Linked DNA regions of Homo sapiens: all the other regions are linked to region 2. A link is a contact called in ENCODE Hi-C or POLR2A ChIA-PET data. All regions are on one chromosome and are shown on one strand. Each heading gives the region's core, a stretch centred on a gene start or an enhancer-like site at or near the end of the contact. The rest is flanking DNA. Distances are from core to core; before and after follow the strand shown. Region 1 overlaps SPPL3 (signal peptide peptidase like 3). Region 2 holds the start of COX6A1 (cytochrome c oxidase subunit 6A1). Region 3 overlaps SPPL3 (signal peptide peptidase like 3).

What was found. Hi-C counts contacts between places; a loop is a spot of excess contacts on that map. ChIA-PET counts read pairs that join two places held with the same protein, here RNA polymerase II (POLR2A). Pooled maps may share reads with other maps.
Region 1: a loop to region 2 is called in a pooled map, with 3 times the contacts of the local background. The contact joins the enhancer-like site here to the promoter of COX6A1 in region 2. A Hi-C loop is called at or near these places in 1 of 50 pooled maps. POLR2A ChIA-PET finds 5 or more read pairs at or near these places in 2 of 52 experiments (AG04450 and endothelial cell of umbilical vein).
Region 3: a loop to region 2 is called in a pooled map, with 2.4 times the contacts of the local background. The contact joins the enhancer-like site here to the promoter of COX6A1 in region 2. A Hi-C loop is called at or near these places in 2 of 50 pooled maps. POLR2A ChIA-PET finds 5 or more read pairs at or near these places in 3 of 52 experiments (BJ, GM12878 and OCI-LY7).

The regions. Positions count from the first base shown.
Region 1 is chr12:120,883,682-120,887,779 of GRCh38, forward strand. All of the region lies in intron 1 of SPPL3 (signal peptide peptidase like 3), which reads right to left. Among named protein-coding and RNA genes, the nearest start is that of SPPL3, 19 kb to the right of the region's middle. Within about 2 kb of position 2,615, at least 5 of the 41 ENCODE cell types and tissues checked have a DNase peak (open chromatin) inside an H3K27ac peak, as active enhancers do.
Region 2 is chr12:120,436,863-120,440,808 of GRCh38, forward strand. COX6A1 (cytochrome c oxidase subunit 6A1) reads left to right here and starts at 1,251. Exons shown (of 3, transcript NM_004373.4): 1 at 1,251-1,367; 2 at 1,517-1,659; 3 at 3,592-3,868. The coding sequence starts at 1,265. The coding sequence ends at 3,675. It also overlaps the pseudogene LOC124903126. RefSeq lists enhancers at 1,288-1,497, 1,424-1,945.
Region 3 is chr12:120,848,515-120,852,653 of GRCh38, forward strand. The region is part of intron 1 of SPPL3 (signal peptide peptidase like 3); the gene reads right to left. Among named protein-coding and RNA genes, the nearest start is that of SPPL3, 54 kb to the right of the region's middle. Within about 2 kb of position 1,462, at least 10 of the 41 ENCODE cell types and tissues checked have a DNase peak (open chromatin) inside an H3K27ac peak, as active enhancers do; they include OCI-LY7, where a contact is called at or near this core.

The DNA of each region.
Region 1 (4,098 bases), core at 1,365-3,864, 450 kb after region 2:
AACAACTGGGACAAATCTTAGAAAAAATATTGACTGAAAAAAACAAATTATAAAAGACAATATATGTCATCTTTATAAACTTATTTAAAAAAGCAAAACAAAACATGTTGTACAGTAAAACATTAAAATGTAGACGTAAGCCGGGCGTGGTGGCTCATGCCTGTAATACCAACACTTTGGGAGGCCAAGGTGGGTGGATCACCTGAGGTTGGGAGTTCAAGACCAGCCTGATCAACATGGAGAAACCCTGTCTCTATTAAAAATACAAAATTAGCCGGGCGTGGTGGCGCATGCCTCTAATCCCAGCTACTCAGGAGGCTGAGGCAGGCGAATCGCTTGAACCCAGGAGGCGGAGGTTGTGGTGAGCTGAGATCACGCTACTGCACTCCAGCGTGGGCAACAACAGCGAAACTATGTCTCAAAAAAAAAAAAAAAAAAATGCAGATGTAAATCTAGTTTTTTTAAAAAGCAAAGGGATGGTAAACAAAATTCACGACAGTGGTTACACCTAAACGGGGACAGGGGACAGAGGCATGAGGAAGGACAAAGGAGAGTACAAAGGGGGCTTCCAGAACATTGGTAATCCTATAGTTTCTTTAACTGGTGAAGTTCATGAGCGTTCATTATGCTACACATACAAATCATATATTCTTCTGTAGACATTAAATATCACATAAAAATGAAAGCACAGTATAAACCTGTTCCTGCTTTTGTGTAAAAAATGATCTACAGTTCCTATATGTAATGCCCAAAAGGGTAACATGAAATGTTACCATAAATTTTCTAAGTAAGTTAAATATTAGGTAATTAGGATTTTTCTTTTTTTACTTCTATTTGGGATTTCTGGGTTTCAACAACTTGTATAATTTAAAAAAAAAAAAAAACCAACTGTCACAATATATGGATTTTTTTTAAACCTGAAAGATATGCAACAAATTTAATGAAAGATCTCTCTGTGTTGGTAGAATTGTGGGTAGTTTTTCTATTCTTTTTGTGTTTATCTACACTTTTCAATATTTTCACCAATAAAATATGGTATTACAGTTTCATAATTCCTTATCTGACACCCTTATGGCTGGAGATGTTTCAAAATTATGGCTAGAGTTTTTTTGGGTTTTTTTTTTGGGTTTTTTTTTTTTTTTGGCTTTCAGAAAGGTAACAATGGTGTGTGAAGTGGGTGACAAGTCACACCTATTCAATAAATAGATACTAGAAATAACTTCAGTTAAGGTCTTGTTTTGTTACCAAAGAGGTCTAAACCAGATTTTATCCCCTAAAGGAATGGCATTATTTAGTGTAAGTAAGGCTTCCAATTCCGCCCCTACTGGTCCAACTAATTTGGAGCTTAATCACTGCAGACTGCACTCAGTTGGGAACAAACAAAAAAACCCTTATATTAATACTTTGTAATACCAACAAATCAAAGCATTTCAAACTCAACTAAAAGACATTTCTTTCTTAGTAAGGCTAAGGCTTTCAGACACATTTCAAAAATGAAGCTAATGAACAAGTGTCAAAGTATAAAATATTTGGAAATTATCAAAATAATAATGTATACAAAAACTCAACAGAACCACCAAATAAACTGATTAAAAAGATAGTACCACTTACGGTGTTCTTTAATTCCATAATTGTGCACGGGACCTACAACACATAAGTATTTCACATGGCCTTCAAATTCAAACAAATCAGTGAACTCACAAATGGGCCCTGGGTCCATATTATCACAAATGCCAGGGTATAGCATGTAAATTAAGTCATGATCGTTGTTCTCTTGGTCAGAATACCATTTATGGACTCCAACTCAAAAGCATGTGAGTACCACTTAGAATAACTACATGTCCTTAAGGCATCTAATAGTCAGTAATAATGCAATGGTCAAATCCTGTTAAAGTATTTGTATCTAAACATGCAAGTGCCCATAAAAAGTTGTTTTTTTAATCCTCTGTCACTGGAGCACTGATCAGCTATCCCTATCTTCAACCATCCTTGAGGCAATGACCTACAACTATGGTTACTAAGGGATCACAACTCAATTGCCTCCAGGAGCTAGGTAAACAGCATAAATGAGTGAGGTAGAGATTCAGTGTACAGTAAACAGAAAGTGATGGGGACTCAGCCAAATTAGAAAATGTAAGCTGTGAGTAAAGTCATTCAAACATTAAAACTTTTTTTTTTTTTTTTTTTTTTGAGACAGAGTTTTGCTCTTGTTGCCCAGGCTGGAGTGCAATGGCGCGATTTCAGCTCACCGCAACCTCCACCTCCTGGGTTCAAGCAATTCTCCTGCCTCACACTCCTGAGTAGCTGGGATTACAGGCATGTGCCACCATGCCCAGCTAATTTTGTATTTTTAACCTGTCCATGTTGGTCAGGCTGGTCTCGAACTCATGACCTCAGGTGATCTGCCTGTCTCAGCCTCCCCAAGTGCTGGGATTACAGGCGTGAGCCACCACGCCCGGCCAAAAAAAAAAAAAATTTTTTTTTCCAAATTCAGTCCTTCTAGTAATCAACTGACTGACTAGGAGACACAATCTATACAACAGCCCACTCTGAAATCTCCTTGTCTCTAAATTGTCTTAATTACATCTGCTGGCATTTGACACCCAGTCTCTAACACTATAAACTTCTGATGAAAAAGGATGTGGTTTATTCTATTTTAGTTACTATAGCAGAGCCCCAAAAGGCATAAAGTCATTCATTAAACACAGAGATCAAATTCACAACCTTACTCTGTCTAACCAAGTGAGCTGTGTGGTTAGGCAGTACAAGTGGTATATAACTGATACACAACAGGCCAAAGCAGACCTTGAACACCTATAACCATCAGAACAAGGACCAAACGATAACAGTTCCAACAGATTTACTTGCTGAGAACTATAGAATCTGGTACATCTCTAATGAGGAGGGAGGCAATTTTCTTCCTCCTGTGAATTTAACTGCTCGCAACCAAAAATCTGAGCTATGAGGAGCTTCCTCTCTGAAACCCTCTAAACACCCTCTTCCCCACTGAAAGAAAACCCGGCAGTAACAATATAAAACTAAAGAACTAGAAATACAGACTGATCACACACTCATCTGTTTTTCCTAAAGACACACAGATCATACATGTGAGCAAAAATCTAGATCATAAGTATTTACCACCTCTGGAACCGCACTGTTCAATATGGGAGCTGCTAGCCACATGTAGCTACTGAGCACTTGAAATGTGGCTAGTCTGAATTGAGAAGATCTTGTACTAAAAAAAGTTAAAATGTCTCATTAATTTGTATATTGATTACATACCATCAGTGATATAATAATTTTTTTTTTTTTGAGACAGAATTACCCTGTCACCCAGGCTGGAATGCAGTGGCACGATCTCGGCTCACTGCAACCTCTGCCTCCCAGGTTCAAGCAATTCTTGTGCCTCAGCCTCCCACCATCACGCCCGGCTAATTTTTGTATTTTTAGTAGAGATGGGGTTTCACCATACTGGCCAGGCTGGTCTCGAACTCCTGACCTCATGATCCACCCATCTCGGCCTCTCAAAGTGCTGGGATTACAGGCGTGAAATAAGTATTTTTATGTAAATTAGTATCACCTTTTTAAAAAAACTTTTTAATGTGGCTACCAGAAAACTTTACATTACATATATACCATATATTATACTTCTATTGGGCAGTGCAGCTCTAGAAAAGGTAGTATTTTACAACTAACTCCTCCAGTGATTATCCTCCTGGCAAAGAACTGACACATCAAGGCACCCCTCACCGCCACTTCCACCCACCAAACCTTCAGTCATGAAACCACTCCTAGTCCCAAGCTTACTGATGATGCAGCAGGTTGCCAGAGTAATTCGGTTAATCACTTAACCAAAGGGAAGAAACTAGTTTAACAATTATCTGAGGCTAATTTCTTTCTAAATTATTCCAGCACGCAAAAGAAATAAGAAGTAGCCTGAAGAAAAATCTGTGAACCAAAGGTGTACTAAATTTTTGTTCTTGACACAAGATTTTTAGTTGACTAAAACAGAGGTTCAACTTTGGTAGTACACTTCTAAAAACAATCAGACCTAACATTTTAAACTACTGCTTTTTTCCTCTACAAACCCTTAATTAA
Region 2 (3,946 bases), core at 1-2,500:
GCTATACTGTGTGTTTACACATAGGTGTGTCTTTAGAGGAAAGGGTTCAAAGCTTTCATTAGATTCTTTTTTTTTCTAATAAAGAAAAAAGCTTTGTTGCCCAGGCTGGTCTCAAACTCTCAAGCTCAAGCAATCTGTCCGCCTCGGCCTCTCAAAGTGTTGGGATTACAGCCATGAGCCACCACGCTGGTCCTCATTACATTCTCAAAGGGGCCTATTGAAAAAAAAAAAAAAAAAAAAAAAAAAGGCCGGGCACAGTGGCTCACGCCTGTAATCCCAGCACTTTGGGAGGCCGAGGAAGGCGGATCACAAGGTCAGGAGATGGAGACCATCCTGGCCAATATGGTGAAACCCTGTCTCTACCAAAGTACAAAAAAAAAAATTAGCCAGGCATGGTGGTGCGTGCCTGTAATCCCAGCTATTCAGGAGGCTGAGGCAGTAGAACTGCTTGAACCTGGGATGCAGAGGTTGCAGTGAGCCAAGATTGCACCGCTGCACTCCAGCCTAAGCAACAAGAGTCAAACTCCGTCTCAAAAAAAAAAAAAAAAAAAAAAAAAAAAAAGATGAGACTGTTGAGTCAGGATTAGGATCCAGGTCTGCTGGCACCAATTTCAGTGCTCTTTATACTTTCTGTTGCTATTCATTCATTCATCCATTCATTCAGCAAATTTATATCAAGTATCTGGTATGTGCCAGGTATGATTCCAAATTACACCATTCCCAGATTATTCTGAGAATGCTGCAGTGCCAAACTCTTGGTATCACAGACTTTATATTCTAGTGGGGGAGACAGACAAAATAATAATATAACGACGAAGGTGCAATGTTATGTGCTATGAGAAAACGCAGTCGGAGGATGGCGAGGAAGGGGAACGGAATTTTAGATAGGGCGGTCTGGGATCAGAACCTCCAGATGCCCGTCCATGGACTCCAACGAAGGGAGCGATTCCAGGTACCAGGGCACCCTGCACAAACCTCTCTTGAGCTTCCGCCTCGCCCAGGTGGGGACGGTAGGGAGACCGGAGGGCACACGCATGCGCACGAAGGAAACGGTAAAGCCTGAAGGGAGGTGCAGAGCGCATGCTCTCTCTTGCCCGAGATGCCGAGGATTTTGACAAGGACTCCGTCGTCCCGGATGATAGTGCTCAGGTTAATGCCAGTGGGAGGGCGGCGCCCAATAGTAACTTCCTTTGGAGGTTGTAGTACCGCCCCCAGAGCCAATTTTCCACTTCCGCTTCCGGCGCTGCGGCAGTCCAGATCAAAAATGGCGGTAGTTGGTGTGTCCTCGGTTTCTCGGCTGCTGGGTCGGTCCCGCCCACAGCTGGGGCGGCCTATGTCGAGTGGCGCCCATGGCGAAGAGGGCTCAGGTACTGGGGCCGGGGTCGACGGGTCGAGCCTCAGCCCCACTCGGGCGAGACAGGGAGGGACTGTGACCTTGGCCCGAGGCCTTGCGGGAGGGAAAGTGAGACCCGGGCCCGCCCCATACCGGCGCTGAACGTTTGTGGCTTCTCCGCAGCTCGCATGTGGAAGACTCTCACCTTCTTCGTCGCGCTCCCCGGGGTGGCAGTCAGCATGCTGAATGTGTACCTGAAGTCGCACCACGGAGAGCACGAGAGACCCGAGTTCATCGCCTACCCCCATCTCCGCATCAGGACCAAGGTACGCCCTTGTACATCTCTTCAAGCGTCCGTTCTCTTTTCGTTATGTGTGCCTTAGTGCAAGTTCTTCATTCTCTGAAGGCATGGGTGCCAGGCGTGTACAGCTTGTTTATCCTCACAAACAGAAAATGTATTTTCTTCCATTTTGTGGATGGACAGCTGACACTTGGGATTACGTCTCAATTCTCTTCTTCAAGGTCATACAATAAGTGCTCTTCAGTTTCCCTTTTCTCCGATTCATCCTACCTCCTGCCTTCTGAGACAGTTCTTTTTTTTTTTTTTTTTTTTTTTTTTACTTCTGAGACAGTTCTGAAACAGGTGTCCGTTGTGTAAAGCCTGGAGGTTTGGGAAATCCAATTAGAGTGGCAAAGTCTGAAGGTGGTTCGCGTAAGCGAACCCAGCAGCTACATGGGAGGCTGAAGCAGGAGAATCCCTTGAACCTAGGAGGCGGAGTTTGCAGGGAGCTGAGATCGTGCCACTGCACTCCGGCCTGGGCAACAGAGCGAGACTCTGGTCTCAAAACAAAACAAAACAGCAACAACAAAACATGGGCATCTGGCAGCTACTAGTTGCATAATGAAGAGACTGACAGCTTTCTCTATTCCCCACCAATACCTTTTCTCGACTGTTTTATCATTGGTTGTTGATGTAGATATATTACAATGTTGTGTCCTCTGTTGTTTGCTGTATCTTTAACAAGGGCTTATTCTGATTCTTCAATACTGGCCATGCGCGGTGGCTCACGCCTGTAATCCCAGCACTTTGGGAGGCCAAGGTGGGTGGATCGCCGGAGGTCAGGAGTTCAAGACCAGCCTCGTCAACATGGCGAAACACTATCTCTACTAAAAGTACAAAAAGTAGCCGGGCGTGGTGGCGGGCGCCTGTAATCCCAGCTACTCGGGAGGCTGCGGTGGGAGAATCTAGGAGGTTGAACCCAGGAGGAGGAGGTTGCAGTGAGCCAAGATCCAGCCATTGCACTGCAGCCTGGGCAACAGGAGTGAAACTCCGTCTCAAAAAAAAATAGTAATAATATACTTGATCTTAGCCAAAAGGCCGAGAAGTGATGAAAAAAGTTATTATTATTATTATTATTATTACATCACCTAGCCCATATAGGACTGGCCTTGTAGAAACTTAACCTAGACTCTTGAATTTGTTGAGTCTTTGAGCGGCACTCCCATCCTTGTACAATGCAATTAGAAGCCAAACAGTAAAGGTTTCTCAGCCTCAGCACTGTTGACATTTGGGGCTGGGTAATTCTTGTTGGGGGGCTATCTTGTGCATTGTGAAATGTTTAGCCATATCCTTGGCCTGTACCCACTAGGTGGCAGTAGTACCTGCGCAACCCCACTCCCGCTTCCCCCTCCCCCGCCCCCATCACAGTGTCTCCCGATACTACCCAGTGTGCCCTGAAGGGGCAAAATCACCCTGGGTTGGAGACCGTTGCCCTAAAGTAATGCTTTTCAAAGGTAATAGGCAAGATAATTCAGGGTGGGCTGCAGTTTCCCAGCCCAGATATTGTTTGAAGTCTGGGATGGTGCCAGAAATCTGCATTTAATTAAGCATCTCCCTCCCCTAATACTGCCACCATTTTGATATAGGTGATTTGAGGATTACACTTTCATAAACACAGCACTGGATATACTAGTTACTAGGGAGAGGATGATGAGTAACTAACTTGAGCTTGCATTTTCTGCCATCCATATTTGTTTCTGGAATTAAAACTGTCCTGTAGCCAGGATAACTTTAAGGGCTCCCCTGGTAGTTATAAGAGCTCCTTAAATAATGGGAAGGTTGAACTACACCAGTAGATAAAGGACTAATTTCCATTTTGTTTTTATATATGATCTGTCACCCCGTTATAAGCAGTTCATGACGGTGTTCTTTCTAAATTATTTTCTGGAATTATCTAACTGACATCTTCACTCCACAGCCGTTTCCCTGGGGAGATGGTAACCATACTCTATTCCATAACCCTCATGTGAATCCACTTCCAACTGGCTACGAAGATGAATAAAGAGAATCTGGACCACTACCCGGGCACCAGGGACCACAGCACTGGTTTGGACCGTTACTCTGCACATGGACCAGAAAAAGTATATGGGACCTTAAGCTCACCTTCTTTACTTGTATCAAATGATGACTGGTATACTGGTCTCCCATCCCTTTGCTTGTGGCAGGAGATGGCTTAAATAAATAACTTAAATTTAGATTGGTCATGAGCTGAGAGTTACTTTCTTTGGTTGTGTTTTTTCGCAGAAATTAGCATTTGAGCTTCAAGTCAGTGT
Region 3 (4,139 bases), core at 212-2,711, 410 kb after region 2:
TACTTTAACTTACTTGCCCCCGCCACACCCCAGAAAGTGCTAGTCTATCTAACAAGTATTATTTTAGAATTGCTGTATTATTTTAGTCATCTGCATATTTTCGATGGACTTATAAATTAATCTATATATTTAACATAAGCCAAATTGACAATTTTCATAACTACTACTGATTGTTCCATTTCTCAAAAATCACAATTAAATCCAAAAGGTTACAAAAGGAAAGGTTAGATTTCTCACAGATGCTTTAAATTACTGCTCTTTTACCATAGCTCATTATACCTAATGTGTAAGAAAATAGTAAGGACAAAAATGCCTTAAAAATTTGTGCATAAATTACTTTTTATCACTTTAGTGTAATAACACTAATGATCAATGAGCAAGCTACAGGTGATTTGTGTAACACTCAATTTTGGTTTTTTTTTTGGCCATCTTTCAAGGCCCAGGATGTAATACAAACTTGATTACTATGTAAATATCCATCTCTACAAAAAATTTAAAAATTAGCTGGGCATGGTGGCACATGTCTATATTCTTAGACATGCTCATGGAGGCTGAGATGGGAGGATTGCGTGAGCCCAGGAATTTAAGGCTGCAGTGAGCTATAATCAACGCCCCTGCATTCCAGCCTGAGCAACAGAGATCCTCCCTCTAAAACCAGAGGAAGAAAACAAAAAACAAAAGAAAACAATAATAATAAAAAGTAAAACTAAACCTAAACTTTACCTGATACTCTCTTTCCCTCTAACAAAGTTATTAGAGATGGGCTCAACTCTAACAAGCATCTAAATCAGTACTCTAAAGGTAAAAAATAATTTCAGGTAATCAATACCAACTTCTACAAAGTTGTAGCCAACTGGCAACACAATTTCTGAAGACATTCTATTGTTTAAGTAGATACGAATAGATTAATGAGCCACCACAGAGGCAAGTGAAACAGGATGATCTATCTATACTAGCAATGGCCTAAGGTTACCAAGATATAGCAAATACAGGTAAAATGTAGACATGTTGAGAAGATTTCCTTTGAATTTTACTTAGAAAATCCAAACAGCTCTAAAAAACAGATCAATATATACTCTGTACGAAGTGATTTTTGCACGTGGCATCTGAAAATATGTCCAAGAAAATTTCTAGCTTCTATCAGGCATGCTAGTTAGCTATGAGGAAGCTTGACTAGTGCACAATACATGTAGTCTTTACCTTTTGGGACCAGGAAAATCCTATTTATCCGAGACTCCTAAAAACCACTCTGGGTTACAGGTTCTGGATCTTCTCACACATACCCTCCCCCTACAATTCTCATGTCCTCAGGCCTTACCACTTCTTTGTGACAGCTGCTGCTTTATAAAGACATAATTCTAGCGTGAAGTATTTCTACTGGAAAATCTGGGATTGACAGGATGTTGACAAGGACTCAGTAAAAATAACCATTCCTAACAGAGTGTGTAGATACAAACAGGCAGTCACTGGTCAGAAGTTTTCCTCAGCTGAGTCACCCGGCCATGGAAAACCCCAAGTTTGCACCTGAGAGGCTCTGAAATACTACCCTCTGGAGTGCAAATATAAAACACATTAGGCTTGGAGAAACTGTTCTAAAGCAACTTGTTGGACCAGCTAGATTTAGAAATATAATGGATGGTTGGTAAAAGGTAACTCTAGGGGCTGCCAAGGGAACTCAGTTCCAAAAACCCTTCCCATAAAATTAGGCTTTCCAGAGACACACATCTTAGATGTTCCAGAGGTTTATGAGTCCTCTCTGTTGCCCCTTTCAAATCTAAATACTTCCTCAAAGTCTCTAGAGCCATCTGTTAAGGCCAAAGTAAATCTCAACATGTCTACACCACAGAAGTTTATGCCGCATTGTAAGGAAGTCTAAAAGGCCAAATGAATGCACAGCTACTTGGGAGGCTGAGGTGGGAGGACTGCTTGAGCCCAAGAGTTCAAGACCAGCCTGGACAACATAGTGAGACCAGCCTTTAAAAAAAAAAAAAAAAAAAAACAAAAGCCAAATGCTGCTATTCTGGATTTCATACTGTGAAAAAGAATGAAAGAATGTTAGGTTTTTTGACAGTGGACGTTAGGGTTTTTCAAACACTTTCCCTTTTTAAATGTGAGTAACATCCTATATTAGTTTCCTACTGCTGCTGTAGAAATTACCACAAATACTGACTTTACACAAGCTTATTCTCATAGTTGCGGAGGTCATGAATCTGACATCGGTTTTATAGGGCTGGTTCCCTGTGAGGGCTCTGAGGGAAGAATGTGTCCTTGCCTTTTTCATCTTCTAGAGGACCACCTGCATTCCTTGGCTCACATTCCCTTCATCGATCACTACAACCTCTTGTTTCCATCGTCAAATCTGCTACCACTCACTCTGGTGTGCCCACCTCTTCCAAGGACCTGTGTGATTATATTGGGCCAACACAGATAATCCAGGATAATCTCATCTCAAAAATATTAATTTGATGCCATCTGCAAAGTCTCCTTTCCTATATTCATAGGTTCTAGAGATTAGGACATGGACATGTTTTAGGGGTCATTATTCAGCCTACCACACAATTACCAGATTTAAAATTCTATGAAGTATACTTACCTACAGTATCTCGTTTAGATACTTACCAGGTGTTATCATTCCTAATGAATGAGAACGCGAGTCTAGAAACTTCATTGCTTAGCCACAGTGATATAGTCAAAAAACTAGAACTCAAACTAGAGCATATGGCCCTAGAGACCATGTAGCAGCAGCACATACCACTTCTCCTCCACCAGGCTGCCTGTAAATCACTGGCCTTTGGCCTCTCATTTTCTCATACAGTTTTTTTTTAAAATCATACTCATAGTCCAAACTGCAATCTACCAAAAAAAGTAGCCCACATCAGAGATTCCTCAAATGTTCTCAGGTCATGGCTCCCTTAAAATCTCAGTCATTTTTTTTTTTGTGGCATACCTGAGGCCAAAAGAAATGCCTAATAGCTCTGTTCAGTCGAAGCAGTATTTGTGTCCTAATAGCTCAGGAGCTTCTGGGCACTCCACCACTTCTCAAATCTTAGAATCAGATGGGACACTGCCACTCTCGTTTCCTGTTTCACATTCTTTTTTGTTTTTTTGAGACAGGGTTTCACTCTGTCACCCAGGCAGGAGTGCAGTGGCGCAAACACGACTGACTGGAGCCTTGACCTCCCCGGGTCAGGTGATACTCCCAGCTCATCCTCCTGAGTAGCTGGGACTACAGGTGAGCGCTACCACACCTGGCTAATTTTTGCATTTTTTGTAGAGACAGGGTTTCACCACATTGCCTAGGCTGGACTTGAACTCCTGGGCTCAAGCGATCTGCCCGCCTCAGCCTCCCAAAGTGCTGGGATTACAGGCGTGAGCCACCGTACCTGGCCCGTTTCACACTGATTTTCAAACAGTACTGCTTTTATTTCACAGCAATGGCCAAAATCCCAGCTTTGCAAAGATATGGCATCATCAAAAGGAATTTAGTGATTTAATGCTGAATTGTGAACTACCTTAAGCTATTAGTTTGTATGATATCTAACAGATGTCATTGTGTTTCACTGAAGGTTAAAAATACTCTGTGATACCCACGAGTTTGAACCTGCAGGCCTGCGCTCCTCACATTACTGCTTGTACACTCCTGCTCTGACGAAAGTGTGCTCTCTGTTATGCAAAGTGCATAGCTGAAGCTCCATATAATGGGCTCAGACAAATAATTTAGGAAACTCCCAGTTTGTCATCGCACATAGTTACATGCCAATTTGACATTTTCTATTAAAGATATATATCTTTATTATATTTATATAATCATATATATTAATTTATATATACATATTTTACATATATGAAATATATGTATATATAATATACATATTTTACATATATGAAATATATGCATATATAATATACATATTTTACATATGAAATATATGTATATATAATATACATATTTTACATATATGAAATATATGCATATATAATATACATATTTTACATATATGAAATATATGCATATATAATATACATATTTTACATATATGAAATATATGCATATATAATATACATATTTTACATATATGAAATATATGCATATATAATATACATATTTTACATATATGAAATATATGCATATATAATAT